3 separate regions of the Homo sapiens genome follow, and all the other regions are linked to region 2. A link is a contact called in ENCODE Hi-C or POLR2A ChIA-PET data. All regions are on one chromosome and are shown on one strand. Each heading gives the region's core, a stretch centred on a gene start or an enhancer-like site at or near the end of the contact. The rest is flanking DNA. Distances are from core to core; before and after follow the strand shown.

Region 1 (2,865 bases), core at 365-2,864, 130 kb before region 2:
CCCAGTACTTGCCACATGGCAGTTGCTCAGAAATGTTCTTCAATAAATGAAAGCAGAAATGTGGAGAGACAGGGAGGAGGAGAAGCAAGAGATGGACGAGAAAAGATTTCAGCAGGGGGAGACATGAAACAGACAGATGGGAGCTGCAGACGAGGGCACAGGGCTGCAGAGGGGACAAGGTTGTGATGGCAGCTGCCAGGGATTAGATCTTTCTGGGAGTGATCTGAGGACAGAGGGCACCCAAAGCAAAGGAGCACCTCCCTGCCCCGGGCTGGCCACCGATGGGGTCGGGGAGAATGCTGGGGAAGGCCCTGCGTGGAGGCCTGCAATGTGTTGGAATAAGAGAGAGTTGATACCAAGGAAACCTCAAGGGTTAAGTGGGGAGGAGCCATCAGAGGAGTCCCCGGTTCAAGGCTGAGCTCACACCCACCCTAAAACCCCAAGTGAACGCTAAGAAGAACCTAATGAGGCCCTCCCTTGAGCTGGATCTGTGTCCCCAACTCTTCTCCCACCTTCTCACAGTGGTCTGAGTCGTAGCTGAGGCCCAGGCCACAGTCATCAGTGATCTCAGACAGATCTTCGTCGTCAAATTCTTCCAGGCTTATGTCCTGGGGAGGCCTGGAAAGGAGACCAGGGTCAGAGAGCCACCAACCCTGGACTCCCTGCCTGGCAACTGGCCCTGAGGAGGGGCAGAGGGAGGCGTCAGCTCCTACACCCAGTGGTTTCCACAGCCCCCAGCTCTCGGAACACATCCTGCCATCATCTTGACCCCCAAGCTCTGCTCGCCTGTGGATCCCCTCCCCCATCTGAGCCAGGCCTGCCCGGAGGAGCCAACCCTGCCCCCACCCCTCCCACCCCGCCTCCCTGGAGAGCCAGCAGCCTCTCCTCCCTCCACTCGCAGCTCCAGGCCCCTGGGGTCAGGGTCTTGCAGAGCAGGGGAGGGGGAGCTGCAACGCGGCAGCGGCAGATGGGGAGGGGTCGCTCCTGCTCTGGGAAGAGAGTCTGGCCTGTTTGTCTCCCCCTCTCCGGCGGAGTGAGGCCTAAACCCAGAGGCCCAGCGTCCTCCCAACCCCAGTCCCTTCCCGCAGGGCTCCGGGCTTGATTTCCACTCTCTCCCGGCCGGGCCCTATCGGCCAGGTCTGGCGTCCACTGAAAGAGGCCAAGGCCACCGGGACACGCCGCGCCGGGAGGGTGTGCCCGCATCCCGCCCGCATCCTCCCCCGCAGAGGGTCGGCCCAGGGCCTCCACCCTTGACAGGTCAGCCGTCCAGGCCGGGCGCGGCTCAGAATCCCGGCGGGGCCCGGGGGTCACTGAGGCTGGGGACGCGCGGTGAAGATGGAGGGAGTGGGAGCGGGGTGGGGGTGGGGCGCCCGAGCCGAGGCTCAGGGACCGCAGGGGGCCGGGGCCGGGTCCGCGCCGGCGGCGGGGCTGGGGCGGCGGGGACGGGGGTCCGGGCCGGGTCGGGGTCGGGGGGGTGCGCAGGGAGCGGAGGGTCCGCCCGGCCCGGGCGCCGAGGGGGGTACCTGCAGCCCGGCGGCGACAGCGAGTGGAAGGTGGAGAGAGAAAACATCTCCGCGCGATCCGCCATCTTCTCCGGGAGAGGCCCGCGACTGCGGCGGGGGGTGCGGGAGCCTCGCCGCGCCCCGCGCCGGCGCTCGGCCCGCCCCGCTCACCTCGTGACACGCCCTGCGGCGTCCGCCCCGCGCACCTCGCCCGGACTCCGCGGCGGCGCGGGGAGGGCGGCGGGGGAGGCGGGGGAGGGACGCGGCCGGGGACGCTGGTTGGAGGAGAGGCGGCGGCTTCACTGCCGGGCGCTGGTTGGGGAAGGGCCGGGCGTGCGATGAGGATTTTTCCCGGGGAGGGGCGGGAGGGAAGGGGCGGGCGGGTGGGCGTCGGGCCCCGCCCTGGAGGACCCGCGCGGGGCGGGAGGCCGAGGAGGCAGCGCCGGGGTCCGCGGGCCTCGGGTTCGCCGTGGGCTGTTTCCTCTGGGCGAGAGGCCGGGGCGGCCCCGGGAGCTGCGCCGCCGCGCCCAGGATCCCCCCAGGAACCCTAACCCGGGTGCGGCCCGGAGCGGGGTGGCGGGCGAGGCGGGAGGCGCGGGAGGAGCTGTCCGCCGTCGGGTGCTGATCGGAGCTGTCCCCACGGGGTGCTGACCGGGGCTGCACGGGGACGTCTGCACGAGGGTCGCCGAGCAGGGCTGGATTCAGAATCGAGCACAAGGTACTCAGAGGATGCTGGCTGGGGCTAAAAGTGGACTTTGAGCACTCAGTAGAGACTGCACAGCCGGACGGACGTACCGACGGGCACTGGGAGAAGTTAGCACCCACGGAGGCGACATGCGTCCCACTGGAAACACTTTTTCTTGGGCACCGTGTTGCTGGGCCCTGTGTAGGGAACTGACCCGCTCTGGCTTGGGATGGAGCCCTGTGGGGAGGGCCATGGTTGAAGCTGAGCTCGAGACGGTGGCTGTGGGAGGAGGCGGGAGATCAGGGTTGAGGGCGCAGAACTAGGGAGAGACTGCAGGACACTTTTTTTCTTTCTAAAATAGAGACCGGTGGCTGGGCGCGGTGGCTCACGCCTGCAATCCCACCACTTTGAGAGGCCAAGGCGGGTGGATCACGACGTCAAGAGATCGAGACCAGAGACCATCCTGGCCAACATGGTGAAACCCCGTCTTTACTAAAAATACAAAAAAATTAGCCGGGCGTGGTGGCGGGCGCCTGTAGTCCCGGCGACTTGGGAGGCTGAGCCAGGAGAATCATTTGAACCCGGGAAGCGGAGGTTGCAGTGAGACGAGATTGCGCCACTGCACTCCAGCCTGGCAAGAGCAAGACTCCGTCTCAAAAAAAAAAAAAGAGAGAGAGA
Region 2 (2,878 bases), core at 69-2,568:
CTGGGCGTGGTGGCAGGTGCTTGTAGTCCCAGCTACTCGGGAGGCTGAGGCAGGAGAATGATGTGAACCTGGGAGGCGGAGTTTGCAGTGAGCCAAGATCACGCCACTGTACTCCAGCCTGGGCGACAGAGCGAGACTCTGTCTCAAAACAAACAAACAAAAACAAACAAAAAACAAAAAACAGACCTTCGGGCTGGGGGCGGTGGCTCATGCCTGTAATCCCAGCACTTTGGGACGCCATGGTGGGTGGATGGCCTGAGGTCAGGAGTTCAAGACCAGCCTGGCCAACATGGTGAAACCCCCTCTCTACTAAAATACAAAAATTAGCCGGGCATGGTGGTGCACACCTGTAATCCCAGCTACGCGGGAAGCTGAGGCGGGAGAATTGCTTGAACCCAGGAGACGGACGTTCCAGTGAGCCAAGATGGTGTCACTGCACTTCAGCCTGGGTGACGGATTGAGACTCTGCCTCAAAAACAAAACAAAACATAACAAAAAACAGACCTTGGCCTGCTGTGCTCAGAGGGGTTTCCCTGCTGCACCAGGCTGGCTCCTGCACCTTCTCTCCCAGCATGTTCTGCTCTGGGCTCATGCTCATCCCTGAGCCACTTCAGGGGTGGCCCTGGCCAGCCCTGCCCTTGAGAGGGGTGGGCACTGTCAGGGATCCTGGGGGATGCAGCTTTCCCAGAGCCCCCTGCTCCGTGGCCTCATGTGCCTCACACGCTTAGAACATTTGCTCTTTACAGGGGGACATGAGCGTGCCGTTTTTAAGCTGTGTTAAATGTCTCACTTGGCCTAGATGGGGGCTCTTCAGCCTGGGACCCCAAGGGCAGGGCCTGAATTCTCTCTCTGTTCCCCATCGCCAGGCTGGCAGCCCCTGAGGTGATGGCCCTGCGCCTCCTCTGACTTCTAGTTTGGGGGGCCCGGTAGGCAGCGCCTAGGCTTCTCCCGCCTTTCTCCCGCTGGACAGAGAGGGGCGGGGGACGAGGAGTCTGGGGACCCGATCCCCAGATTGGGACGGCCCAGGGGTGGGGTTCGGGCTCCTGTGCGGGGAGTCCCAACGGCGAGGGCAGCTGTGGTCCTGGCCCATGCCTCCCGCCGACACCACAGCCGACCCGGGTCAGGGCGTCAGACCCGCCGGAGCCGTAGTCCAGGTGCCCGGCCCGAGGGGCGGTGCTCGGGCCCCAGAGTGGTCAGCGATGGGCGGGGCGCTGCTCTCGGGAGCCGCCCTCCCACCCTCTGGACCAATGGAGATGCGCGGTTGCAGGCCCCGCCCGCTCAGGGCTTGACGACAGCGCGCAGGCGCACGGCGCGCCCGGGCGGGCCGGCTGGCTGGGAAGATGGCGGCGGGAACCTGGGCCGCCGCCGCCGCCGCCGCCGCCGCCGCGGAGCGAACCAGGGGTGTCCGGGGTGCGCGGTCCAGGGCCGGGGCCGGGCCATGAGCGCGCCGTCCTCGAGTCCCCGAGCCGCGGAGCCCGCCCGCGCCCCTCGGGCCGCCCCGCGTCCCTCGCCATGGCGCGGCTCGCGGACTACTTCGTGCTGGTGGCGTTCGGGCCGCACCCGCGCGGTGAGTGCCGAGGCCAAGCGCTGAGGGCCGGGGGCCGAGGGTCGAGTGCTGAGGGCCAGGGGCTGGGTCTGAGGGTCGAGGGCCGGGGGCTGGGGGCCGAGGGCTGGGGGCTGGGTCGGGAGGCCGAGGACTGAGGGCCGGGCGCTGAGGGCCGAGGACCGGGGGCTGGGCGCTGAGGGCCGGGGTCGGGGGAGCCGAGGACTGAGGGCCGGGGCCGGGGGCCGGGCGGGGACTGAAGGCCAGGGCCGACCGGACAGCCCGTGGGGAGAATGGGCGTCCGCTGGGGGCGGCGTGGCCGCGCGGGCCTGGTGGCGGCAGGGAGAGAAGGCTGGGCCCGGCCTGCCCGGCCTCCTTGGGGTGGGACGGGCTCTCTCCTTGGCCAGCTGCGGGCGGCTGTGGCTCTAGTGGCTCCAGGGGCGCGGACCCGCGGCTCGCCAGCCCGCCTCTGACCTTGGTGCTCCGTCTGAAGCCCCCGGCGGTCTTGGCGGGGTGCAAAGAGGGGGTGGAGTTCGGGTTTGGTGCATGGAGAAGCGGTGTTTGATTTGAAACTGGGAGGATTTGAGGAGGAAGCGTCGAGAGTAGAGAGAAGAGCATTCCTGGCGACTCGCCTGACGGTCCAGGCCCTGCACGCCAAGCCCTGGGTGGGGTATCAGCGTGGCGGTCGGTGCCCATGCCCAGGAGGTCTGTGTGTGGGGTCAGCGCCCGTGTCTGAGAGCTCTTCAGCCCAGGAGGTAGGAGAAAACGGAGCCTGACGATGACATCAGCAACAGCCTGGAGACAGCAGCGTTGGCGAGCGTGCTTGGTGTGCCAGGCCCCGCACAGCCCTTTGTGTACATGATCTCACCTCTTCCTCCCAGCAGCCCACCGGGGTTGCCCTGGTGTTGCCCCCATCTGTAGAGAAGTTAGGCGCGGATAAGCTGACTGCCTGGCCTGAGCCGGCTCAGAGAGGCTGGGACTGGCACTCAGGCTGTCAGATCCCAGCTGCAGACTGGCAGTGTGTGGGGATGGCTGTGTGGTCAGGCAGGGGCTGGATCTTGAGCCTGGAGGTGGGATTGAGCTTGCCTTCCCAGTTACCCTGTTTTTTGTCAGTCCAGTTGTCACTGTCCCCACCAAGGACCTGGAGTTCTCTCTTTTTTGTGTTTCTTCTGCTGGACACCCCCCTACACTTCCTGAAGCCTCTTTAGCATCTTCTTCGTCTCCAGCCCCTCCTCAGTGCCCTCTTACTCAGCACACACTCCTCTCTGCTCATGTCTATCCAAGTGTGTGTCTTATGGCACCGTCAGTCATGAGCATCTGTCTTTTTCTTTAGAG
Region 3 (2,818 bases), core at 237-2,736, 75 kb after region 2:
CCAGCTACACGGGAGGCTGAGGCAGGAGAATGGCGTGAACCCGGAGGTGAAGGTTGCAGTGAGCCGAGATCGTGCCACTTCACTCCAGCCTGGGCGACAGAGCCAGACTCCATCTCAAAAAAAAAATAAAATTTTAAAATATGACAGATGTTAAGCATGGTGGCACCTGTGGTTCCAACTGCTTGGGAGGCTGAGATGGGAGGATCACTTGAGCCCAGGAGTTTGAGTCCAGACTGGGCAACATAGCAAGACCTCACATCTAAAAAACAAACAAAAAATAATGGTAGAACTTTGAAAAGTCAATAAAAGGATGAGAACTTAAAAGATGAAGAAGTCTCTCAGATGTAGGCCAAAAAGGCAAAGTACAAAACATTAAAAGCAAAAATAAGGAAAGCATTAATTTGAGTAATCTAACACCTCATTAGAAGTCCCAGAAAGAGAAAAGAGGGAAAATATCAAAGAAACAATATGAGAAATTTCCCTCAGCTAATGTCACAAATGTACAGACTAAAAGGGTTCAGGGAGCCCAGAACAACAAATGAAAGAAATGGATATCCACTGTTGACCTCATTTGTCTACTCGGGATATCTTTGCTTACTTATACAACTTTTCCCTTAGAGTCAATATTTTTCTGTTTGCTTGATTTTGTACTTACCTATTACTAAATTCGCCCAAGCTCTGACTATGAAACTCTCTTGGCTCAATGATGCTCTTTGGGGATCCCCTGTCCTGACCCATGGAATAATTCCACATTACTGGGAAATTGAGAAACAATAGGGCTTAGAAAAGAACCTAAATGCCCTCAGAGAGGAGAGAAAACAGGTGACACACGTGAGCCAGGAGCTTGCTACATCAGACTTGTGAGACTAGAGGACAACACGGAGGCTCCCAAAGCCCAGGGGGTAATGCCCAGTCTGAACTTCTAATCAGAGGGTCTCAAACACGCAGGCCCGATGCCCTAAACATCACCACCCACGAACTCCATCTCAGGAAGCTGTTTTAACAGAGTGTAATTTACCACAGGAAGTCAACCGAAGAAGAGGAAGAAGCCATGACAGGAGATGGACAATGGATGTGGAGTGGATGGTCAGTGGCCCAGGAACTGTTATGGCAAAGTTCCCTTCCTCCCAGTGTTTCCCTTGGTGGAGACGCTGTCTTTCTTTCAGTTCTGCCCTGAGTGCAGCAAGTCTCTCTGCGGCAGGGGGTGCTTCCTGGGGGCCCGCTGTGACCCACTGCTGCTTCCCACTGGGTGAGCAGTTCTAATTCTGCAATCAGGAATGAGGAAGCCCACAGCTCAGAGTTATAAATGACACTGCTTTATGAGTAATGAAAGCGACAGCTTGGTGTCTCTTACTGACTCTTCTGTCTTATTTCTCAAATAATCCAGATCTTGGCAAGCAAACTAGACAAGAGCTCACGAAAAGACCAGGAGCATCCCCAGGCTCTAGGGCTGACCATGTGACTGCTGCTGCCTCCAGCCCTGGGGTGGCGCCCTCTGCTGTGGCCTGGGCAGGCAGTGCTCTGACTCCAGAAGGTGACCAGCCATCTTACAGTCACAGTGGCTTTTCAGCCAAGGGCTGCTCCGCAGAAGCAGGGCTAGCTGCATGTGAGGCCTTAGGAAGAGGCAGCGTGTGGGCCTCACCTCCCTGGAGCAGCCCCTGGCTTTAATTAAGCAGGGTCAGTGGCTGCTACCTGATCCCAATCCACCCAAACCAAGTGCAGCTTCTCTTGAGCACAGACAGCTCAGGCAAATTCTCCACTTTCAAGAAGAGTCCTCCCATAATTGAGCCTGTGGTCATGGAGGTGTTCTGCCAGGTCTGCAGGAGAACCCTGACCTCCAAGGCTAACAGGTTGCGGGAGGCGGTGTTTAACCTGGCAGTGCCACTAGGCAAGGATAGCAGAGTCGCGAAGCACAGGTGCTGCTCTGTATAAATGAAGCCTTCTTGGAATGTAGCCCCATCCATTTGTTTACTATTTTCTGTAGCTGCTTTCATGCTACAACTTCAGAGTTGAGCCGTTGCAACAGAGACCTTACAACCTGCAAAGCCTAAAGTATTTACTCTCTGACTTTTCATAGATACAGTCTGCCAACTCCTGGTCTACATATATATTTATATCTTCTCCATCTTTTTTTATTTTTTAAAGAGATGACAGTCTTGCTGTGTCATGCAGGCTGGAGTGCACTTACTCTCTCAGCTTCCCAAGTAGCTGGGACTACAGGCACCGGCCACCACGCCTGGCTAATTCTTTGTATTTTTAGTACAGACGGGGTTTCACCGTGTTAGTCAGGATGGTCTCCATCTTCTGACCTCATGATCCGCCCGCCTCAGCCTCCCAAAGTGCTAGGATTACAGGCGTGAGCCACCACGCCCGGCCCCTATTCTATTTCTCAAAAAAAGTGTTTTTTGTTTCACTTTATTTACAAGGCTAGTCATGTGACGCAGACAGACTGAAGAAGGAAGAAAGAAATCTTAACTGCTTGTGACCAATTAGGTGTAAACACTGCTGCACTTTGACTAGCCTCAAAAAAAGTGTCTTCTGTAATCTTAGCACTATCCTAGCACTTTGGGAGGCCGAGGCAGGCAGATTGCCTGAGCTCAAGAGTTCAAGACCAGCCTGGCCAACATGGTAACCCCGTCTCTTCTAAAAATACAAAAAATTAGCCAGGCATGCTGGTGTGCGCCTGTAGTCCCAGCTACTAAGGAGACCGAGGTAGGAGAACTGCTTGAACCCAGGAGGCGGAGGTTGCAGTGAGCCAAGATCGCGCCACTGCACTCCAGCCTGGTTGACAGAAAGGACTGTGTTTCCAAAAAAAAAA

What was found. Hi-C counts contacts between places; a loop is a spot of excess contacts on that map. ChIA-PET counts read pairs that join two places held with the same protein, here RNA polymerase II (POLR2A). Pooled maps may share reads with other maps.
Region 1: a pooled map shows a loop between it and region 2 (2.2-fold over the local background). The contact joins the promoter of MAPK8IP2 here to the promoter of SBF1 in region 2. A Hi-C loop is called at or near these places in 1 of 50 pooled maps. POLR2A ChIA-PET finds 5 or more read pairs at or near these places in 4 of 52 experiments (AG04450, HEK293, Panc1 and 1 more).
Region 3: a loop to region 2 is called in a pooled map, with 4 times the contacts of the local background. The contact joins the enhancer-like site here to the promoter of SBF1 in region 2. A Hi-C loop is called at or near these places in 6 of 50 pooled maps. POLR2A ChIA-PET finds 5 or more read pairs at or near these places in 12 of 52 experiments (A673, AG04450, BJ and 8 more).

What each region holds. Positions count from the first base shown.
Region 1 is chr22:50,599,542-50,602,406 of GRCh38, reverse strand. It overlaps MAPK8IP2 (mitogen-activated protein kinase 8 interacting protein 2), which reads right to left and starts at 1,614. Exons shown (of 12, transcript NM_012324.6): 1 at 1,524-1,614; 2 at 513-618. The coding sequence starts at 1,588. RefSeq lists an enhancer at 735-1,235 and a silencer at 2,025-2,204.
Region 2 is chr22:50,473,475-50,476,352 of GRCh38, reverse strand. It overlaps SBF1 (SET binding factor 1), which reads left to right and starts at 1,318. Exons shown (of 41, transcript NM_002972.4): 1 at 1,318-1,567. The coding sequence starts at 1,513. RefSeq lists enhancers at 156-1,065, 1,976-2,878 and silencers at 1,162-1,366, 947-1,406, 1,827-1,956.
Region 3 is chr22:50,398,524-50,401,341 of GRCh38, reverse strand. All of the region lies in intron 3 of PPP6R2 (protein phosphatase 6 regulatory subunit 2), which reads right to left. Among named protein-coding and RNA genes, the nearest start is that of MIR12114, 7.5 kb to the left of the region's middle. RefSeq lists an enhancer at 1,010-1,606. Within about 2 kb of position 1,486, at least 23 of the 41 ENCODE cell types and tissues checked have a DNase peak (open chromatin) inside an H3K27ac peak, as active enhancers do; they include A673, where a contact is called at or near this core.